2 separate regions of the Homo sapiens genome follow, and region 1 is linked to region 2. Evidence: chromatin contacts called from ENCODE Hi-C or POLR2A ChIA-PET data. All regions are on one chromosome and are shown on one strand. Each heading gives the region's core, a stretch centred on a gene start or an enhancer-like site at or near the end of the contact. The rest is flanking DNA. Distances are from core to core; before and after follow the strand shown. Region 1 overlaps SPPL3 (signal peptide peptidase like 3). Region 2 holds the start of HNF1A-AS1 (HNF1A antisense RNA 1).

Evidence for each region. A loop is a pair of places that touch in the nucleus more often than their neighbours do. ChIA-PET counts read pairs that join two places held with the same protein, here RNA polymerase II (POLR2A). Pooled maps may share reads with other maps.
Region 1: a map of B cell shows a loop between it and region 2 (2.5-fold over the local background). The contact joins the enhancer-like site here to the promoter of HNF1A-AS1 in region 2. A Hi-C loop is called at or near these places in 3 of 168 maps with a recorded cell type or tissue (B cell, CD8-positive, alpha-beta T cell and PC-9), 16 of 37 single-sample maps with no recorded cell type and 14 of 50 pooled maps. POLR2A ChIA-PET finds 5 or more read pairs at or near these places in 5 of 52 experiments (CD4-positive, alpha-beta T cell, GM12878, PC-9 and 2 more).

What each region holds. Positions count from the first base shown.
Region 1 is chr12:120,779,248-120,785,303 of GRCh38, reverse strand. It overlaps SPPL3 (signal peptide peptidase like 3), which reads left to right. Exons shown (of 11, transcript NM_139015.5): 4 at 711-830; 5 at 1,552-1,630; 6 at 2,537-2,649. Among named protein-coding and RNA genes, the nearest start is that of ACADS, 56 kb to the right of the region's middle. RefSeq lists an enhancer at 1,063-2,262. Within about 2 kb of position 1,888, at least 6 of the 41 ENCODE cell types and tissues checked have a DNase peak (open chromatin) inside an H3K27ac peak, as active enhancers do; they include PC-9, where a contact is called at or near this core.
Region 2 is chr12:120,969,986-120,975,777 of GRCh38, reverse strand. It overlaps HNF1A-AS1 (HNF1A antisense RNA 1), which reads left to right and starts at 3,486. Exons shown (of 1, transcript NR_024345.1): 1 at 3,486-5,792. RefSeq lists an enhancer at 2,366-2,893.

The DNA.
Region 1 (6,056 bases), core at 639-3,138, 190 kb after region 2:
CCTATTCTGGTACCTTAAAATGTTCCCATAAAATAAATTTTTTTTTTTGTAAATATTAATAGATAGAAACGGGGGTCTCGCTGTGTTGCCCAGGCTGGTCTTGAACTCCTGGTCCCAAGCCATCCTTCCACTTCAGCCTCCCAAAGTCCTGGGATTACAGGCGTGAGCTACCACATCTGGCCAAATAAAATTTTTCTGATTTGCTGTTTTCAGCTATGACTTGTTGTCCTCCTTCTCCCCCATCAGCCAAGTCAGTTCTCAACTATTAGCAACAACGAGAAAGAGTGAAAATGAGTACCTTAAACCCACAGGTGATGAGAAGTCCTTTTAGTCAATGGGTTTAAACCACCTCTTTTACCAAACCTATATTCAAGACCACAAATTTACCCAAATGGACTAATCTGGGTTTTTACTACCTCTTAATGTTCTCGGTGGTGGTTTGGATCCTGTCATCCAGATGGTTAACACCAGGAGGTAGTAGTTCACTTCAACAAATATTCCTGAGTGTCTGCTGTAATGAAAGGCACCATGAAGAGAACAAGGAGCTCATAATCTCGTTGGGAAAGAAAGACTCATAGGGCCTGGATAATCCATGTCCTACGTATAATCCGTAGAACTGTCTGCATTTTTGCAAGTTAATGTATATGAAGTGCATAGGCACAGTGCCTGGTGCATAATAAGTTATTAATCTGTCTGTTTTTCTCTTTCAGGCATCCAAACAATTGACTCTACCCAGGCTCTGTTCCTTCCAATTGGAGCATCTGTCTCTCTTTTAGTAATGTTCTTCTTCTTTGACTCAGTTCAAGTAGTTTTTACAATATGTACAGCAGGTAAATATGAGTTTCTCTGTCTAGTCTTAACATACTAAAAGGAAAATTTTTCACCTTTATCATTGTTCAAAAATTAAGATTTATATACCATGTCATGTAAGTTTTTCCTTATAAATCTTGGCTTCGCCTTCTCCGTCTCAACCACGCCACCCTTCCCCAACTCCTCCTTGAACCTCTTGATCCACGTCATCTGTTGAGACCTGCCCACACAATCTGAAAGAAAGGCTGGAGACGTCAAAGTGCAGGAATTCTATGACACCAGAGCAGTATTGCTGTGCTTTGGCTGTGGCGCTTTTTCTAGATTACCAGAAGGTTGAGCTTGGCATAGAGGCCATTGTCAGCCTCTACCCACGTTCTTGCAGGTAGAAACATGGATAGCTAATCAAAGTGATTGGACTGTCAGCTCTTTGATGTGTTTTCAAGCTAAGTATTGATGGAAATGTAAAAAAAAATCGGCAAAATGCTACAAGACTTGTTAGGAGGTCATCCCCTGGCCTGCTGTTTATCTTTTAGGAAACTTACCTATGCTTTCCCCTACTTCAAATCAGGTACTTTTTTTTAATAATGAAGAGATTTTTTGTGCAGTATTAAAGGAAGACATTTTTCTTCTCTAGTCAATTAACCGTATCCACTTGTCTAGTGTTTGGCGGAATGAAGTTTCTATAAGTCATGCCATTTTTCTTATAATTGTTTTAAAAAATTATACCTTTTCTTTCTCTAGTTCTTGCAACGATAGCTTTTGCTTTTCTTCTCCTCCCGATGTGCCAGTATTTAACAAGACCCTGCTCACCTCAGAACAAGTAAGGACTTGGGACTTTCCTCTTAAATTATAAACTTGTATATATTTTTCTGTCATATTTGATAGCATTATTAGGATTCTCAATTTCTGTTATTGGCTGGAGCACAGAAATGCCAAAAGACCAGGAAGTGACACATTTGATCTTTAAAGCCAGAAGCTAGTACTTCCTTTTGTACCTTCTCATGTCAGAGGAAATACAAACAAAACTTAGGAAGTCTGAGTCATTGTAATGTGCTTCCTACTTAGATCATTGAAAGATGAGCAGTTTTCTTTTGAAACGGTGCTTTCATTCCTTTACTGTGAGTTGATGAAATATGAGAATAGTGGTTGAACTCAAACGTTCTTCTTTGCCTTTGGTCTTCGGTGGCCTAGATATGCTACCTACTTGCGTTTAATCCTAGTGTTCACACCTTAACTCTGAAAGTCATTGCTGCACGGAAACAAAATTCTGTGCTAATGGAGATGCTGAACGCACTTAGGAAACCAGTCATTGGTGGCAGCTGATGCTCGCAGGAATTAGTGATAACCAAAAGATTTACAATCTTCTAAATAGAGTGATACCATCTTTGGTAAATGAGTTGAATTGTTGGCATTTCTTCATTTTGTTTTCCTCATAAGAATAGAATTTCCTCCATACTTATTAGCTTTTCCAGAGGTTAATATTATCACTTCAAACTTCTAAATGCCCATGTTGATAATTGGTCCCAAAAAGACATTATCAGTTGGTGCAGAAGTATATTCCTGTGAGCTTTCCATAGGTTTCTCCAAAAAAGGATTGGGTATTTTGGATTTCCAGCTATCTTGGTATTATCTGCTATTCTAATCCAGCCATCACGAAATACCAAAGGAGAATTTGGTTACTGAATAAAGTGTGCCCACTGTCCAATAAGTGTTGTGTGTTTTCCAGGATTTCCTTTGGTTGCTGTGGACGTTTCACTGCTGCTGAGTTGCTGTCATTCTCTCTGTCTGTCATGCTCGTCCTCATCTGGGTTCTCACTGGCCATTGGCTTCTCATGGATGGTGAGTGACTAATTTGTGACAAATTGTAATTTTACTTTATAGAGTTTTATAGATACTTTAGGATATTCACAGAGCTGTACAACCATCACTACAATAAACTTTTAGAGCATTTTCACACCCACCCCCGCCAAAACAAATGAGCGGTCATTCCCCTTACCCACCTCCCCAGCCCCAGGTATCCACTAGTCTCTACTTTCTGTTTCTATGGATTTCTCCATTCTGGACATTTTCCATAAATGGAATCATACATTATGTGGCCTTTTGTGTCTGACTTGTTTCACTTAGCATGTTTTCAAGGTTCATCTGTGTTGTAACCTGTATCAGCACTTCCTTTTTATGGCTGAATACTGTTCCATTGTATGGATACACTAATTTTATTTATTCGTTTACCGGTTGTTTCCACTTTTTAGGCTATTATGAATGATGCTTCTTTGAATATTAATGTACAAGTTTTTGTGCAGACTATGCTTTTTTATATAAATGGAAGCTTCGCACAATGGCTCATGCCTGTAATCCCAGCACATTGGGAGGCTGAGGCAGGAGGATCACTTGAGACCAAGAGTTCAAGACCAGTCTGGACAACATAGCAAGATCCCATTTCTACAAAAATAAAAATCATCTGGGCATGGTACACCTGCAGTCCCAGCTACTTGGGAGGCTGAGGCGGGAGGATCCCTTGAGCCCAGGAGTTCAAGATTACAGAGAGCTATGATCATGCTACTGCACTCCAGCCTCAGCAACAGAGTGAGACCCTGTCTCTTTAAAAAGTAACAATAAGGGCTGGGCATTGTGGTTCATGCCTGTAATGGGAGGCTGAGGCAGGCGGATCACAAGGTCAGGAGATCAAGACCATCCTGGCTAAAATGGCTAAAATGGTGAGACCCCGTCTCTACTAAAAATACAAAAAATTAGCTGGGAGTGGTGGTAGGCACCTGTAGTCCCAGCTACTCGGGAGGCTGAGGCAGGAGAACTCCGGAGGTGTGAACCCGGGAGGCGGAGCTTGCAGTGAGCCAAGATCGAGCCACTGCACTCCGGCCTGGGCAACAGAGCAAGACTCCGTCTCAAAAAAAAAAAAAAAAAAAAAAAAAAAAAAAAAAAACGTAACAATAAGGAGATGGGATTAGACTGTAATATAATGCATCATATTATGCTCTATATTATATATGTAGTATATGTAATATAACATGTTATATATAACCTGCATTATGTACGTGATATACATCATACACTTTAATGATATAAATACATGTCTATATCATTACATAAAAGTATATCATATCCTTTTTAATAACTCCAGAGTATTAAGGATGAATACCTAGACATGAAATTCCTAGAACAGAATTCTTGCATTAAAAAAATCTATACCTATTATTATATTGCCTTTCAGATAGGCTATAGTAGTTTATACTCCAACCTGTAGCATATGAGAATTTCTCTTCATTGATGATAAGGATGAAGTAATAATGACAATAATACCTAGGATGAATGGAGTGCTTTTTATTGATTAGGCAGTCTGCTAGGTGCTTTACATGGATCATCTCTTTTAATCCTCAGAACAACTCTTTGAAGTAGGTACTGCTGTTTGTTTCCATTTTCAAAAGAGTAAACAAAGGTTCAGAGAACTAGCTCATCCCAGCCACAGACCCCTTATATAGAATTCATACTTACCACCAAAGCATCTTGGAGGCTGTTTCTGAAAATCACCCATAATTTTCCTGGTTTTTCCCTTAAAACCTTTTTTTGGGGGAGGGAGTTTCGCTTTTGTTGCCCAGGCTGGAGTGCAATGGTGTGATCTTGGCTCGCTGCAGCCTTCGTCTCCCGGATTCCAACTATTCTGCCTCAGCCTCCCAAGTAGCTGGGATTGTGGGCACACGCCACCATGCCCAGCTAATTTTTGTTTTGTTTTTTTTTTTAATTTTTGTATTTTTTAGTAGAGACGGGGTTTCACCATGTTGGTCAGGCTAGTCTCGAACCCCTGACCTCAGGTGATCCACCCGCCTCAGCCTCCCAAAGTTCTGGGATTACAGGCGTGAGCCACCACGCCCAGCTTTTTTTTTTTTTTTTTTTAAATAGAGACAGGGTGTCTTCATGTTGCCCAGGCTGGTCTTGAACTCCTGGACCCAGGCGATCCTCCCGCCTCGGCCTCCCAAAGTGCACAGGCATGAGCCACTGTGCCTGGCCTCCCCCAGCTTTTTTTGTTTTGTTTGGAGACAGGGCCTTACTCTGTTGCTCAGGCTGGAGTGCAGTGGCATGATCAGTGCTTACCCAACTCTTGAACTCAAGCAGTCCTCCCACCTCTGCCTCTCAAGTACACAGACACAAGCCACCATACCCAGACAATTTTTTTTATTATTATTTTATAGAGATGGGTCTCACTATGTTACCCAGGCTGGTCTTGAACTCCTGGCCTCAAGCAGTCCTCCCAAAGTGCTGGGATGGGGCCAGTGCATTGGCTCCCAGCACTTTGAGAGGCCAGGATGGGAGGATTGCTTGAGGCGAGGAGTTCAAGACCAGCCTGGGCAACATAGTGAGACTGCATCTCTACAAAGCACTGGGATTACAAGCATGTACTGAGCCACGAGGCCCAGCCCCTTGAGATGTTTTTAAACTTTTCTTTTAAACCGTATCATTCTGTTTCCACTTCTTTTTTTTTTTTTGAGATGGAGTCTCACTCTGTTGCCCAGGCTGGAGTGCAGTGGCACGATCTCAGCTCACTGCAACCTCCGCCTCCTAGGTTCAAGTGATTCTCCTGCCTCAGCCTCCTGAGTAACTGGGATTACAGGTGCCCACCACCACACCTTGCTAATTTTTTTTTTTTTTTTTTTTTTTTTTTTGTATTTTTAGTAGAGACAAGGTTTCGCCACGTTGGCCAGGCTGGTCTTGAACTCCTGACCTCAGGTGATCCACCCGCCTCAGCCTCCCAAGGTGCTGGGATTACAGGCGTGAGCCCACCGCAGCTGGCCTTCACTTCCTTTATATGCAGTCCTTACATTTCCACAGTTCACTTTTGTAATCTCAAAAAATTTTTATCTAACTGCTCTGCCCCACAAAGTAAAATTCTTTAAAAGGGGTTGTGAACTATCACCTTTTCCTTTCTTTTGGTGGTTCCAAAGAGAAGAAGGTTAAAATATAAAGACAGTCAATTTTATACTACTTGTAATTCCAAAGAATTTTTAAGGGAAGAATTTGAAAATCTGGGGTACAGGTATGGATTGCATCTATTCCTGTTACCTACTCCAAATAACCACAAAGCTACTCCAGACTTTGGAGACAGAGTTCTTTGGAACCAGTGCCAGGTCTGGGAGGCTCCTCTGCACTCCACCAGGCAGTGTTTCCCTGCAGCTCTGGGGCTGGCTCAGAGGTGTTGGGGTTGATGTTCATCATTGTCTGAGCCCAGAGCCACCCAG
Region 2 (5,792 bases), core at 2,237-4,736:
CCTGTAATCCCAGTACTTTGGGAGGCCGAGGTGGGTGGATCACCTGAGGTCAGGAATTTGAGACCAGCCTGGCTAACATGATGAAACCCCATTTCTACTAAAAATTTAAAAAGCTGGGCATGGTGATGCACGCAGGAGGCTGAGACAGGAGAATCACTTGAACCCAGGAGGCGGAGGTTGCAGTGAGCCGAGATCACGCCATTGCACTCCAGTTTGGGCAACAAGAGCAAAACTCTGTCTCAAAAAAAAAAAAAAAAAAAAAAACAGGCCCTGCCCTCACCCACCAGCCACATGTGGCTACCAAGCACTTGAAAGATGGCTAATGTCACTTCTTGAAATGATAATTTTTAAAAAATATATTGAGTTAAATTTTTAAATTAAGAAAATTTTGGCCGGGCGTGGTGGCTAACGCCTGTAATCCCAGCACTTTTGGGAGGCCAAGGTGGGTAGATCACCTGAGGTCAGGAGTTCGAGACCACCCTGACCAATATGGTGAAACCCCATCTGTAATAAAAATACAAAAATTAACCTCAGGAGGCTGAGGCAGGAAAATCACTTGAACCTGGGAGGCGGAGGTGGCAGTGAACCAAGATCATGCCACTGCACTCTGGCCTGGGTGATACAGCAAGACACTGTCTCAAAAAAAAAAAAAAAAAAAAAAAAGACAATTTAAAAGTTAACATTTAGGCCGGGCGCGGTGGCTCACGCCTGTAATCTCAGCACTTTGGGAGGCCGAGGTGGGCGGATCACAAGGTCAGGAGATTGAGACCATCCTGCCTAACATGGTGAAACCCCGTCTCTACTAAAAATACAAGAAATTAGCCTGGCGTGGTGGCGGGCGCCTGTAGTCCCAGCTACTTAGGAGGCTGAGGCAGGAGAATGGCGTGAACCCAGGATGCGGAGCTTGCAGTGAGCCGAGATCGCGCCACTGTACTCCAGCCTGGGCGACAGAGCGAGACTCCCTCTCAAAAAAAAAAAAAAAAAAAAAAAGTTAACATTTAGAATAATTTTAAATTAGATTTAATTAAAATATTATTTATATATTATACAAATATAATGTTATATTTAGTTTAAAATAATTTGGTTTAAATTAAAATTTTATTTATAAAAATAACTTTTTATTTTAAAAATTAAAGAAAATAACTTCACCTGTTCCATTTTACTTTTTATTTTTTTAAGAGCCAGATTCTTACTCTGTCACCCAGGCTGGCATGATCATAGCTCACTTCAGCCTAGAACTCCTGGCTTCAAGCAATCCTCCCACCTCAGCATCCCAAGTAGCTGGAACTACAGGTACGCACCATCATGCCCAGCTTCATTTATATATTTATCTTTTTTGTTTGTTTTTTGAGACAGGGTCTCCTTCTGTCGCCCGAGCTGGAGTGCAGTGGCACAATCTTGGCAAACTGCAACCTATGCTTCTGGGGCTCCCGTGATCCTCCCACCTCAGCCTCTCCAATAGCTGGGACTACAAGCGTGTGCCACCATGCCTCGCTAATTTTTGTATTTTTTAGTAGAGACAAGAGTTTGCCACATTGCCCAGGCTGGTCTCAAACTCCTGAGCCCAAGCCATCTGCCCACCTCGTCCTCCCAAGGTGCTGGGATTACAGGGGTGAGCCACTGCACCCTGCCTATTTATTTACTTTTCTTAGAGATGGGGGTCTTGCTTTGTTGCCCAGGCTGGTCTCGAACTCCTGGGCTCAAGCAATCCTCTCACCTCAGCCTCCCAAAGTGTTGGGATTACAGGCATGAGCCATCTCACCTGGCCAGTAATGTATTTCACTCCAAGAACAACTCATGAATTAGGAACTGTTATAATCCCCCTTCTGCAGGGGAGGAAAGAGAGGCTCAGAGAGGTTAAATGACTGCTCAGAGTCCCTCAGAGCTGGGCTTTAAGTCCACCTGAGGCAGGCGGACGGGCTGTGCAGGACAAGTTGGCAGCCCCCGCCTTAAGGAGAGTGGTACCCTCTTTCCTCCAGTGCATTTATGTTTTATTTTTATTTTTGAGACAGAGCCTCACTTTGTCACCCAGGCTGGAGTACAGTGGTGCGATCTCAGCTCACTGTAACCTCTGCCTCCTGGGTTCGAGCAATCCTCCTACCTTAGCCTCCTGAGTAGCTGGGACTACAGGCACACACCACCATGCCTGGCTAATTTTTGTATTTTTGGTAGAGACAGGGTTTCACCATGTTTGCCAGGCTGGTCTCAAACTCCTGGCCTCAAAAGATCCACCCACCTCGGCCTCCCAAACTGTTGGGATTATAGGCGTGAGCCACCGTGCCCGGCCAAGTGCATTTTTTTGTAAACCCCCGTGCAAGTTGCTTTGAGGTTGAGCAGCTTACTGCTGGGGACAGCATTCTCAAGTCCAGGCTAAACAGGGAAGATGCTGTGTGCTGTCCCTTTGTGGCTTTGAGGTTCTCCTGCTTATTCTCTTTGCTGCCTGCAGCTGCCTCTTGGTGACTTTCCCTTTCCAGGGAGCCAGAGGAACCAAGGAGTGTTGGCCCTGACTCCTGCCCCCAGCATGTAAACTCATTAACTGCTGGGTCCTCAGGCAGTTAGGTGGCTGAGCATTTGAGTCTGGGACGGCAGGTGGATTTGGTTGGAGAGGGAATGACAGAGATTGGGGAGGAGCCTCCAGAGTCTAAAGAGATAGGTACACAAGCAGAAAGTTCCAGCCCCCAGCCTGCCTTTCCCCCATGCTCAGGGGACAAAGCTGAATTAACTCGAGGTCAGGAATGGCATTTGCATTTGCATTCTTGAGAGTCACTGCAAATAAGAGCTGTAGTCATGGTGAGTGGTTAAGGCAATGGACTAGAGAACCACTGAGAAAAAAAGCGAACAGTGGCTGGGCGCAGTGGCTCATGCCTGTCATCCCAGCACTTTGGGAGACCGAAGTGGGTGGATCACTTGAGGTCAGGAGTTCGAGACCAGCCTGGCCAACATGGTGAAAACCCGTCTCTACTAAAAATACAAAAATTAGCCAGGCTTGTCAGTGGGCACCTATAATCCCAGCTAGTCGGAAGGCTGAGGCAGGAGAATCACTTGAACCCAGAAGGCAGAGGTTGCAGTGAGCTGAGATCATGACACTGCACTCCAGCCTGGGTGACAGAGAGAAACTCCGTCTCAAAAAAAAAAGAAAAAGAAAAAAAAAAAAAGGAACAGCCGGACATGGTAGCTCATACCTGTAATCCCAGCGCTTTGGGAGACCGAGGCAGGTGGATCACCTGAGGTCAGGAGTTCCAGATCAGCCTGGCCAACATGGTAAAACCCCATCTCTACTAAAAATACAAAAATTAGCTGGATGTGGTGGCGCACACCTGTAGTCCCAGATACTCAGGAGGCTGAGGCAGGAGAATAGCTTGAACCCGGGAGGCGGAGGTTGCAGTGAGCAGAGATCACGCCACTGCACTCCAGCCTGGGCGATAGAGTAACAATCCGTCTCAAAAAAATCTGAAAATTAAAAATTAAAAAGTGAACAGTTGTTTAGTAAGTGCAGTAGGTAGGCCAAGATAACTATTAAGTATGTCCTAACAAGGTAGCTGCTTGAAAAAAATAATGCACATAAATTAAAAAAAAAAAAACTATTTTCACTCATTCTTAACTTCTCGTATGGATGTACTAACGGGAGGCCTGTGCCTGTTGGGCTGTCCACAGCTACTCAAACCTTGAGATTAGATTGGACGCTATCTAATCTCATTTCCTGTTACACAATAACTTCTGCATGGCACTTGCTTTTAATCATGACAACTGCCATACACTCAGCTTTACAAAATCATGTCATTGTGGAAAGGAAGTTCCCTCCATCTAACATTCAAATTTAACTATCCTGAGCTGGTAGTTTGCAAGGTGTCCAACAGATGTCACTGTGTTTCCTTCGCAAATTCTCTAAAATAGTCTGCTGTGTCCCGGGGCATAGTAGATATTCAAGAAATGGTGGCTATGAGTTTTATCACAATTCTCTCCTACTGGGTGAGCAGCTGTTTGCAAGACTAAAATTCGGGCGAGGCACAGGCTTCCCCTTGGTCTTAGCAGCTAGCACAAGACGAGTGTCCCTTCAGCCAGTCTCAGAGCTCTTTGGCAATTCAACTGACCCTTGTCCTTCAGTCCAGACAATGCCCCAGGGCCCACCTGCATTCAAACTCGGACTGTTCTCCTTCCCACCCCTATTATCTTTTCAACTTTATGGACAGTACATGCAATTTTCTCATTCATTTTCTCATTTAACATCTAACAGCTTCATGATATCCCCATTTTACAGATAAGGAAACCAAGGCTTTAAGAGGATAGGGACCCTAATCGGCTAAGGCAGAATTAGGATTTGAACCCAGATCCCCATGACGCCAGAATCTAAGCCTTGACCAAATATGTGTTACTATTACTTTTGTTGTTGTTGTTGTTCTGGGTAACTCCAACCCTCTGCTCGTTGGCCTTGTCACCTCAGTGCTGATTTTGCAGATGAAGAGACTAAGGTTCCGAGGTGCTAGAGCACAGTGGTTAGGAACACACACTCTAGAGCCAGAGTGCCTGGGTTTGAGCCTCGTTCTGCCGTTTACTAGCCGTATGGCCTTGGGCAACTTGCTTAACTTCTCTTTGCCTCAGTTCCTCTTCTCTTGGGTTGTTAGGAGAATGAATGAGGTGATATCCACAGTGTCCAACACCCTGCAAGCGGCCAGGTGTGGTGGATCACACCTGCAATCCCAGCACTTTGGGAGGCCGAGGCAGGTGGATCATTTGAGGTCAGGAGTTCGAGACCAGTCTGGCCAACATGGCGAAACCTCATTTCTACTAAAAATACAAAAATTAGCCGGGCGTGGTGGCAAACAACTGTAATCCGAGCTACTAGGGAGGCTGAGGCAGAAGAATCGCTTGAACCCAGGAGACAGAGGTTGCAGTGAGCCAAGATTGCACCACTGCACTCCAGCCTGGGCGACAGAGTGAGACCCTGCCTCAAAAACTAAAAATAAAAAATGAACAGTGTCCAACACCTTGAAAGCATTCCGCATGACTGAACGATCACTGTTACGTGATTACCAACATGACGACCCCACTTCTCTTGGCCAAACTGAGTTCTCTTCTCTTGTAAAAACTTCTGCATATGAAGTCACCCATTCCATTTGACTCTTTAGCCCTCATCCTGGCATTCAAGGGCATGGACGACTCAACCCCACTCTCTAGCCAGCCTGACCTCTCCATTCCCTTCTCTGGCGTAGAGGCCACTCCCACCACCTGCCCTTACCCCCTGCCCACTTTTGTCAGCCTGTACTGTGTTGAAGCTCCCAGGAGAGACAACTGCAGTCATCACTTTCCACTGTGTTCAGTGATGTCAGTTCGGCCCAGCTGGAGGTACTCACATCATGGAAACAGACCATCAGATTTGGTGTGTGTGTGTTTTATTTTGCTTTTTCAGAGAGCCAGCTGTTAAACACTAGCCAACACCCCATTGATGCTGTTCCTTCTACCTGAAACACCTCGCATTGCCGGTGAGCTCTAAAGACAAAAGGACCTGGGTCTGCATTTCCCAAAGGCAAGACTCTGGTATCACCTGCATATTATTTTCCCATATTTGAGCACCACTGCCTTTTGCATTATTTACTTAGCAGTTTTGCTCCTGTCAACTCACTTTTTTAAAACTAAACTTATTTTAAAAAGAAAAGTTTTGGCCGGGAGCGGTGGCTCATGCCTGTAATCCCAGCACTTTGGGAGGCCGAGGTGGGCAGATCACCTGAGGTCGGGAGTTCGAGACCAGCCTGACCAACATGGAGAAACTCCGTCTCTACTAAAAATACAAAATT